Regions from separate parts of the Homo sapiens genome. Here region 2 is linked to region 1. Evidence: read pairs that join two places in POLR2A ChIA-PET (ENCODE). Cell type or tissue: PC-9. All regions are shown on one strand. Each heading gives the region's core, and the rest is flanking DNA. Links, peaks and the distances in the headings are about the cores only. Region 1 overlaps GRIP2 (glutamate receptor interacting protein 2). Region 2 has its middle 72 kb from the start of LINC01267.

Region 1 (5,373 bases), core at 169-5,168:
CAGATCATTTGAACCCAGGAGTTTGAGACCAGCCTGGGCAACCTGTTGAAACCCTGTCTCTAAAAAAATACAAAAATTAGCCAGGTGTAGTGGTGCATGCCTGTGGTCCCAGCTTCTTGTGGGGCTGAGGTGGGAGAATCGCTTGAACCCAGGAGGTCAGGGCCGCAGTGAGCCATGATCGAGCAACTGCACTCCAGCCTGGGCAGCAGAACGAGACCCTGTCTCAAAAAAATAAATACATAGATAAAATAACTTAAGTGGGGGGAAAAAAAGCACATCTACTTAAAGAAAAATAATAGCCCAGTGTGAATCACAGGTGTGCATGTGTGTGAGTGTGCATGTCACCCAAATGATGAGCATTTTGGAAAACTCAACCCAGTTTTGTGGTGGAGGAGACTAAAGCCCTGAGAGGGGCAGGGCCCCTCTGGAGTCCCACGACAGTGCTCATGGCACCAGAACACAGGTCCAGGTCTCCTGTGCTCACCCCCTGTGCCTACCTTGTGCATCTCCAAGGGTGTAGGCAGCAACAGCTCCTCCATTTCTGCAGGAGAGGCTCGTACCTCCCGGCCCCTCTGCCAAGGCCGGTGGCCAGGCCTGCCCTCGAGGGCCACCCTCTGCACGGTGCCCGTCATGATGGATGCCTGCAAGGAACACGGCCTTTCTTTCAGATGCTTGTTGGCTTGCCCCATCAGGCAGTCAGCATCCACTGACAACTACTATGTGCCAGCCACAAAAGGGACAATGGTGAACAGGACAGACATGGTCCCTGCCCATTGGGGCTGGGTCCAACAGCGGTGGAGTGGGAAGTCATGAACCAATCACACTAACAATGAGAACAATAATCACTGGCACGTAATCATTCGTGCCGACCCAGGGCTAAGTCAGTTCTTAGCACTTTACACCTATAACTCATTTTATTCTCTACAGTACAATGATGCAAGTAAATACCACTTTTTTCCACTTTACAGATGAGGAAACTGTTTGTCTCCTTAGAGATATAAAAAAGATTTGAACCCAGAGTCTAGTTCCAAAGTCAAGACTCTTTTTTTTTTTTTTTTTGAGACAAAGTTTTGCTCTTGTTGCCCAGGCTGGAATGCAATGGCACAATCTTGGCTTACCGCAACCTCCGCCTCACAGGTTCAAGTGATTCTCCTGCCTCATCCTCCTGAATAGCTGGAACTGCAGGCATGTGCCACCATGCCCAGCTAATTTTATATTTTCTTTTTTAGTACAGACGAGGTTTCTCCGTGTTGATCAGGCTGGTTTCGAACTCCTGACCTCACATGATCCACCCACCTCAGCTTCCCAAAGTGCTGGGATTACAGGCGTGAGCCATCATGCCCAGCCCCAAAGTCAGGACTCTTAACCACTCTACTACATTGCTAATCGCCAACATAAATAAGATAAAATTATGCACTGCAGTAAGTGTTACAGAGGTGAGGCACTCGGGAAGTGAGAGCCTGGGACAGGTGGCCCTCGTCCTGTGAGGGGTGGGGAAGCATCCAGAGCTGAAATTGAAAGGACAAGGACGAAGAGGCCCAGGGAAGAGTCCCTGGCAGAGGAAACAGCACGTGCAAAGCCCTGTGGTGGGGGGATCTGGAAGCAAACTCGGCGGCTGGTGGTGGCTGGGGGCCAGTCCTGCGGCGCCCTCTAGACCACAGTAAGAAATGTGAACTTCATCCCAGGAGCAGCAGGGAGCCCCTGAAGGACTGAAGCCAGGCAGAGAAGGTGACATAACCAATGTGTGGATCTAGAAGCATCTTCCGACTGCCACATGAAGACTGGGCTGCAGGAGCGGGAGTGGAGGCTGGGAGGAGATCTGTTAGGGGTCATGTAGTGGTCCAAAGAAAAGACAGTGGTGTTCTGGACAAGGATGGTGCCAGTGGGGAAGGAGAGAAGGAGTGGAGTTAGAACGGGCTCAGGAAGTGAGGGCTGAGCAGTTGGAAATGCCGAGCTCTAAGCTGCCAGTCAGGAGTATGTGGCCCTGAGGGAAACAGCTTCACACTCAGGCTGGGAAATCCAGAGATGGAGGTGGGGGTGCTGGAGCTGCTGGGAGGGGAGGATGGACTTCTTACTCTAACATCGTGCAATCTCACAGGCACACAATTGTCTCCCCAGCCTAGAAACATCTCTCCTTCTACCCATCACAGTATCTGAATTCCCACTATTAGTGCATAGTTCTATCTGACCATTTGGGGTGCGGGGGGTTGGTCTTTTAGGGATCCCCTAAGGGAAAGTAGATTATGATTAAAATGTTTTACGTTGGTTGTGGTGGTTTATGCTTGTAATCCCAGCACTTTGGGAGGCGGAGGCAGGAGGATTGTTTGAGTCTAGGAGTTCAAGACCAACCTGGGCAAACATAGCCAGACAACCTCTCTACAAAAAATACAATTATTAGCCAGGTGTGGTGATGCATGTCTGTGGTCCCAGCTACTAGGGAGGCTGAGGTGGGAGGATCAGCTGAGCCTGGGAGGTGAAGGTTGCAGTGAGCTGAGACCATGCCACTGCACTCCAGCCTGGGCAACAGAGCAAGATCCTATCACTAAAAAATAAAAACTGTTTTAGGGCCAAACTGTTGGGTTGGAGTGGGGGGGAAGATAGGAAACCGAGGGAGGATATTGAATGAGGAGGCAGAGAAGCACCTTTTTCACACCTTAGAAGTGATCTTCACCTGCCTGGGAGCCAGCATCCAAAAGGAAAATCCAAGACTCCTCATTTTGGGATAATAAGAGTTATTAAAACACAGAATCAGGGAGTCCAGGCATCACAGGGTCTTGGACCCCTAAAATTGTAGAATTCAAGGACTTCCAGTTAAAATGCAGACTGAGCTGATACAGGAAGTTCACACCTCCCTTCAAACACGTAGAGATGATAGATTTCAATTTGTTAAATAAACACTTTCAAAGCAAGAAAGAAAAATTCAGAGACAGGCATGAGCAGGAGTGGAACTGTCTGGCTTATGGAAGTTAGTGGCCCATGGAAGGTAACAACGAGACATACGCGTTTGGAGCTGGGGTACTGTTCAGGGAAAAAGACAGTGCTGTCTCAAAGCAGGAAACTGGGTACCATTCCAGAAAGCGAGTGCCATCTCATTGCTGGATAGAGACTGGAAAATGTCTGCCCACAGGGGTACAAGAAAGGAACCACCAGGACTTGAACAGGCGGGGAGGGGGAGGATCACTTGTGACAAACTAGAACCCTTAGCGTGACCTCCGCATGAAGGTGGGGCCGGAATCTGCCTTCCACAATAGTGCAGAAACACTGAGCTGAGGAATTACTGTCAAAACCAGTCTGGAGCTGGTGAAGTTCAAAGGCCACAGCCAAGACAAAGTGAGGAGCGATCTCACTGATGCATCGACAACGCAGAGCGCAGCAAGGCGGGTGCCTGGGAAGGGACCACAGCTGGAAGCAGTGCAGTGATGAGATGAAAAAGCCCACCTGCCCACAGACAAAACAAGTCGGCGAATCCATACTCAGGGAACTAAAAATAATAGTGAAGTCAAAAGAAACTTGAGAACCGGCATGGTGGCTCACACCTGTAATCCCAGAACTTTGGGAGGCCAAGGCGGGCGGATCGCCAGAGATCAGGAGTTCAAGACCAACCTGGGCAACATGGTGAAACCCTGTCTCTACCAAAAAAAAGAAAAAAAAAAATTAACCAAGCGTGGTGGTGCATGCCTGTAGTCCCCAGCTACTCGGGTGGCAGAGGCAGGAGAATTGCTTGAACCCAGGAGGTGGAGGTTGTAGTGAGCCAAGCGAGCCAAGCCAAGATCATGCCACTGACTGCACTCCAGCCTGAGCAACAAACAGAGTGAAACTCCATCTCGAAAAAAAGAAAAAAGAAAAAGAAACTTGAAATAAGTCTGTTTACAGGGGTGTCCAAACTATTGGTTTCCCTGGGCCATGTGGGATAATTGTCTTGGGCCACACATAAAATACACTAACGTTAACAATAGCTGATGAGAAAAAAAAATCGCAAACAAAAATCTCATAATGTTTTAAGAAAGTTTATGAATTTGTGTAAAATTCAAAGCTATCCTGGGCTACATGCGGCCCGTGGGCCACAGGTTGGATAAGCTTGGTTTAAGATGTGTAGAAAAATAAGAAAATAAAAAGCAAAAGCCTTTAAAAAAAGACTATGAAGATTAAAACAAAACAAAACAAAACAAAATTGTAGGAATAAAAGATGTAGAAGTTGAAACACAGTATCTAAGAAATGGGTTACACAGTAGAATAAATACAGCCAAGGAAAGAACTAGTGAATTGGAAGACAGGTTAAGGAAAGCAGCTAGTACACAGTGCAGAGAAAATATGAAGGAAAAGTTAAGAGACATGGAGGGTAGAATGCATGGAGGACAAGTGTCCAACATACCTTAACAGAAGGAGACAATAAGAAGGAGGCAATATTGTAAACACCATGACTAGGAATTTTCCAGCATAGAAGGCAAACACGAGTCCTCGGACTGAAAAAACAGACTGAGTCTGTAGTAAGACAAATAAACTCTTACTGAGACACATCAGAGCAAGAGAGCCAGCCATCACAGAGAAAGAAATCCTCAAATCTCCTGGAAAGAAAAGACACAGGACTTTCAAAGGAACAACAATGAACCTAACAGGAGCAACGATCATTGCCAGAAGACAACAGGATAATATCTTCAAAGCCCTGAGTAAATGTTTAATTTCATAGTCAACTAAACTATCATTTAAGAGCAGGGGTGAAATAAAGACATTTATAAACTTCTAAATTGATTAGAAAAAAATAAATAAAGACATTTTCAGAACACAGAGCCTAAAGCAGTTTACCACCTAAAGGCCCTCGGTGAAAGACTATCTTAAAGGATGAGCTCAGAAAAAAAGGGGTATGCAAGAAGCAAAGGTGATAACAGAAATTGGTCAAATATTCTGATAAAACCCCCACGTTCATGAAGTTTGAGCAATTTATAAGAAAGTTGGGATATGAGAGGAGGTAGTTTGGAGAGAAGTGAAAGAATTCTATAGTGCCTATCTTATTCAAGAGGAGGACAAAGGTATTGCTTACACTTGTTAGAAAAACCAAGTTCAGAAAATATATTGAAAATGTAAGGTAAGGCCATGGCCTTCCCTTCAGTGATCTATCCTAATAATTATTTAGCCATAAAAAGGGATGAAGTACTGACACATGCCACAACATGAAGCTAAGTGAAAAAAGCCAGACACAAAAAGTCAAATACACACTCCACTTTTATGAAATATCCAGAATAGGCTAATCCATAGAGACAGAGTAGATAGCAATTGCCAGGGGATGGGAAGTGGGAGGAATTGGAAGGTACAAGTTTTCATTTTGGGGTGTTAGAAGTGCTCTGGAATTAGATAGTGCTGATGATTGCACAACAC
Region 2 (5,373 bases), core at 270-5,269, 220 kb before region 1:
CAGAGACAGAAAGTGACCGGCCCCAGGCCACAGAGTCAGGAAAGGACAGAGTGGGACTGGAACCCAGGACCCTTCATCTCTTTCATCTCTGAGCTGCCCATCATCCCTGAGCAAGCTTTAAACCAAGTGTGCCCATTGCCACTGCCCTCCAGAGACACCTTGAGTGCCTTTCATTAAAAGTGTCCTGTTTTGTAGAGATGAGGCCTCACTATGTTGTTCAGGCTGGTCTCAAACTCCTGGGATCAAGCGATCCACCTGCCTCGGGCTCCCAAAGTGCTGCAATTACAGGCATGAGCCACTGTGCCTGGCCTCTCTTCCCATTTCTGACCCTGGTTTTCTATATAACTGTTTTTGTCTCTCTAGGCCTGGCCCCAGGTCCCCTCTCACAGCTCCCACCATCCCACATTTCACCACAACCTGCAGGCAGCCCTCCTTCCCGCACCAGCCTCAACGTCTATGAGGCTGAGCCAGAGAAAAGCAGATGTGGTTGCAGTGGGGTGGCGGGAGGCCTAGGCCCTGAGAGCTGTGCTGGGGCAGGGACACCCTGAGGAGGCACCCTAGGGGTGGGAGAGGGCAGCCCCAGGAAGGAAGGCCTTTCCCGGCCAAGGCTGCCCAGAATGGGCTCACTGAGTGGGAGGGAGTAAGCCTCCTCGCCTCCTTTCCCCACCCCAGAAGTTTAAGTGGGCTTGGGTGCTGCAAAAGGAATTTTGGAGCAGAAATGTGAGCTGAATCAGTCTCCTGTATGTCACCTGGGTCACATGTTAAAATGCAGATTCCTGGGCCCTGTCTCAGAAATGCTGACTCATTAGGTCTGGTGGGATGGGGAGATCTGCAACTCTGTATTTTAACAGCACCTCAGGGCATTCCCATGGGAACCACCGAGGAGGAACTGGGAGTTTTTCCTAACTCTGAGGCTCTGGGAAAAGTTGTCTATGCCCAGAAGCCAGCATCAGGCAAAGTTGCCCAAGACCTGCTCCGCCAGCCCCTTGCAGCTGGGCTGGGCTTCCAGGAGCAGACGCCCGGTGTCGCACTGCAGGAAGCAGACCTTTCTGAGCCTGGGGAGGACTCTGAGGGGCGAGGAGTGGGAATGCAAAAGAGGAGCCTGGGGATGGAGCAGTTAATGGGGGCAGCCACAGGCTCCTTCTCTCTGAGACCCTCAGTGACTCGCCCAAGGGCACACAGCTGGGTTCCCATAACCCAGCACTAGCAGCTGGGAGGGGGTTGGGGATGGTGGTGTGTGCCAGCTACACAGATAATTAGATGCAGTCCTGCCCTCCTGTGACTTGGAGTAAAGCAATCAAATGTTAACGGTTTTTAAACTGAGCAATGCAGACAGAGCTACAGGTGCAAGATGGGGAGGGAAGTCTCAAAAGTAAGTAGTGGGGAGGTGGAAGGTGCCCCAGGTCCAGCACTGCATGGATGGGTGGAGGTGTGGAGGGGCATCCCAGCGGCAGTGGGCGGGGGTGTCACGGGTGGAGCTGATTCCTGCCCTTCCGACCACTCCTGAACCCCATGGGGGAGCCTGTGAGCTGTCTGCGGGGAACTCAGACCATCTACCCTTGGACCCAGGAGGAGAAGACCCAGACATGTGCTTGAAGAGGTCTGCAGAGAAAGCTGAGGAGAGCTGAATGTGCCCAGCTCAGCTATTTGTGTGGATTGAGGCGCAGTATCACAGGCTGGCATGCAGGAGAGAGGGTTTTATTTAGAGAGCGGCCGTCTGGAGGGGCCTTGCCAGCAGAGAAGTTTAGAAATCATCTGATGCTGCCCCTCATTTAACAGAGAAGCCAGGGCCCAGAGAGGGCAGGAGACCATCTGAGGCCACACAGCCACAGCTGACAAACTCCGAGTTGGAACCTAGGTCTCCGATTCTGAACCAGCACCTTTCCAATGGGTGGCAAGTGCATAGCGTGGGCAGGACTTCCTAACCCCGCAGAGATCCCACTCTCCCCACCACCGCCTCGCACCCAGCCTCAGCTCCTTTATAGCACGCGTCCAGGCAGCTTCCACCAGGCATTCAAGGTTGGTTCCAGAGAGGAAAACTATGTGCCATCCCTGCTCAACATTCAAAAGGGCCTCTCCCAAATGTGTTCTCGGTGGCAGCACCTGCTAAAATTCTGGATTTTAAGGGGTCCTTCCCTGCCCATTATCACTGCAACCTTGACTCCTCCCCGACCCCACACCTGTGGCCTGGTGCCAAAGGCTTCTGCATCTTTGGCAGAGAAACGTATGTCCTCCCCAACCCCTTGGAACTGGTTGCAAACTTGGGTGGGGTTGTGCATTGGGGTGGGGGTAGAAGGACTCTAACGTTTACAGTTTTAAAATCAGATTTTCAAAGTCTGTGACTTCAAAAGGAACAGAGTCACTGATTTGCTTCATAGTATGTGCCATGAGTCAAGCATTTTTCTGTACTGTGCCTGGTGCTGTGGGTTAGAGCGCTTCTCTGGGGCCAGCCTGCTGGGTTCAAATTCTGACTCAGCAATGTGTTGTTACCTGTTTGACCTGGGACAAGTGACATCACCTGAAAACCCTCCAGAAGTGTTGGCTGTACTTATCCTCTCATTCCTTTGAAATAGCCCAATCCAAGAACTACTGTGTCAGAGAGGATGCTTTTTGGCTGCAGGAAACAGAGCATCTACAAGTAGTTTAAACAGCAAAGAGGTTTGCCATTTCACACCATGAGCAGTTCGGAGAAACCACTCAGAGTTAATTTTGCATCTCAAGAAAGTTCTCAAGGACTCAGTTTTTATCTCTCTGCTCTGCTGTCTCCTTAGCCAGCTGACAGACATATTGGGTGGACCAACAGACACCCCCGCAGCCAGGTGATCCAAGCCAAGGATTCCTTGGTGCCCCTGGCTAGTAGGTAGAGGTGTCGAGCATTTGTGATGGTTCATCTCAGGTGTCAGCCTGACTGGTTTAAGGGACACCTAGATAGCTGGTAATTCTGGGTGTACCTGTGAGTTTGTTTCAGGAAGAGACTGGCATTTGAATCAGCAGCTGAGTCAAGAAGATTGCCCTCACCCAATGTGAATGGGCACCATCCAATCAGCTGAGGACTTAGATAGAACGAGAAGGCAGAGGAAAGGTGGGCAAATTTCCTGTATCTTCTGGAGCAGGGATACCCTTGTCCCACCCTTGGACATTAGAACTGCAGGTTCTCAGTCCTTCAGCCTCCGACTAAGAGTTGCACCATCAGCTCCCTTTGTTCTCAGGCCTTTGGCCTTGAACAGAGCCACACTACTGGCTTCCCTGGTTCTCCAGCTTGCAGACAGCCTATCATGGGACTTCTCAGCCTCCATAATTGCATGAGCAAATTCCCCTAACCCGTCCACTTGCAGATTCTTGGCAATAAATGGTTCTTGTTTCCAGCCACTGTGTTTTGGGGTGGTGTGTTACTTTGCATTCTTATAGCACAGCTGACTGGTACATCCTTCCCAGAGAGACTGATGTTCAGAGATGACGGCCATCCCATTAGCCACCTGTCTGGCTCCTCTTTACTCGGACGCCTGATATAGCTTGGATGTCGCCTCCAAATCTCATGTTGAGATGTAATCTCCAATGCTGGAGGTGGGGCCTGGTAGGAGGTGTTTAAATCATGGGGGCGTCCATCCCTCATGAGTGGCTTGGACCATCCGCTTGGTGATAAGTGAGCTCTCACTCTGAGTTCGCACGAGATCTGGCCATTTTAAAGTGTGTGGCACCGCCCTCCCCAATTTGCTCCTGCTTTCACCATGTGACATGCCTGCTCCCACTTCACCTTCCACCATAATTGTTAGCTTCCTGAGGCCTCCCCAGAAGCTGATGCTGGAGCTGTGCTTCCTGTTCAGCCTACAGAACCATAAGCTAATTAAGCCTCTTTTTCTTTTATAAATTAGCCAGCCTCAGGTATTTCTTTATACTAATGCAAGAACAGCATAATACAACCCCCTTCCTATTGTGAATCTGTCCCCTTGCCGGTGGAGTTTTGGGGAAGGCAGGGCCCACCTCCCACTACAAAATTTAAAAGGGCAAGATCCTCCCTCTCTCTCCTTCCTAATGTCCAAATCATGGGCCCCGACCCAGAAACTAAATATGCTGTGACAGATGCAAAGATGCGGGGTGGAGGAGCAGTTACGCACAGAGATGGCGGCAGCCAAGGTGGCCCAGCAATGGCAAAGACCCCGTTCTCGTCGGTGCTCCCAGCTCATGGGAGTGGCCCCTCGGCAGTGCCCCCTCAGCCTCCCTCATCCTGGCTCCTACCTGTTTTTCTGAGTCTGGTTCTCCAGACTTCCTGAAGATTCCGTGAGCTACCTGATATCCCTCCAGGAAATTCCTTTACATCTTAAGAAGGCCAAGCTCTGCTTTAATGCCTGCAGACACGAGCCCTGACTGGCACACACAAGGAGCAAGTGACCTAACCTTTCTCTGCCTCGGGTCCTCAAGGGAGACAGGGATGATAATAGCACTTACTTTGTAGGACTGAAGTGAGGTCATCCATGCAGCAAGCATAGCACAGGGCCTGGCACACAGCAAGCACTCAATAAATGTTAGCTGTCAGCACTACACATCCTTCAGCTTCCAGGGAGGTCAAGGGAAATACAAAACTAAGATTCTTGAAGCCAGATATGTCTCTCTCTCCTTTAAAGTCATCCCAGAAGCCCAAAGGGTTGCCATCGCTGGTAAAGGGGTAATGGGAGTGACGGCGATGATGATAATGATGATGATGAAGACAGCAAACACTTCCAACGCTTGCATAGTGCTTTTTGTTTTCTTTTCTTTTGTTTTGTTTTACCGCCAGGAACTGTTCTAAGTACTCCACAAATTTTATCTCATTTAAACCCTCATAAGCATACCATAAGGAAGTGTTACTTCACATCGTGAGAAGTTCAGAGGAGCCACTTGAAGTCAGTTCTGCATCTCAAGAACGTTCAAGCAGATTGCCCTCACCTAATGTGAACAGGCACCATCCAATCAGCTGAGGACCTTGATAGAACAAGAAGGCAGAGGAAAGGTAGGCAAATTTCCTGTCTTTTCTGGAGCTGGGATACCCTTCTCACACCCTTGGACGTTAGAACTGCATTGGAACTCATTTTACAGATAAGAATACCAAGACACAGAGAGAGCAACCGGTTTGCCCAAGGTCATATGAGCTGTGGGCAGTGGCACTGGGGTTTGATCCCAGCGCTCTGGCTCCAGAGTCAGTGGCAGCAGGACGAAGCTGTGGAGAGCACAGCAGGTGCTCACTAGTGGTTTCTCTTGTGCAAGATCCCTCACTCACCCAGTCCCTTGGACTGGTCTGCCCCTGTGCCCACCAGAAACAGCAAGCTTGGGAGCCCTGGCTGAGTCACTGGCTTCAGGAATCTGGGGCATTTGGGACCTTGGTCCTTGGTGTGGATG

Evidence for each region. ChIA-PET counts read pairs that join two places held together with the same protein. Peaks named below come from ENCODE experiments on the same cell type or tissue, not always from the same donor. Only the 100,000 strongest peaks of a DNase experiment are listed, where the experiment ranks them.
Region 2: POLR2A ChIA-PET joins it to region 1 with 8 read pairs; 2 of 35 experiments call an interaction of 5 or more read pairs at or near these places.

The regions. Positions count from the first base shown.
Region 1 is chr3:14,495,920-14,501,292 of GRCh38, forward strand. It overlaps GRIP2 (glutamate receptor interacting protein 2), which reads right to left. Exons shown (of 24, transcript NM_001080423.4): 22 at 498-641. Among named protein-coding and RNA genes, the nearest start is that of GRIP2, 42 kb to the right of the region's middle. RefSeq lists enhancers at 5-567, 1,676-2,176. In PC-9, for the core only: no CTCF peak of the experiment used is centred there; no DNase peak of the experiment used is centred there.
Region 2 is chr3:14,278,047-14,283,419 of GRCh38, forward strand. No RefSeq gene overlaps it. Among named protein-coding and RNA genes, the nearest start is that of LINC01267, 72 kb to the right of the region's middle. RefSeq lists enhancers at 3,709-4,210, 4,975-5,373. In PC-9, for the core only: no CTCF peak of the experiment used is centred there; a DNase peak (open chromatin) is centred at 2,505.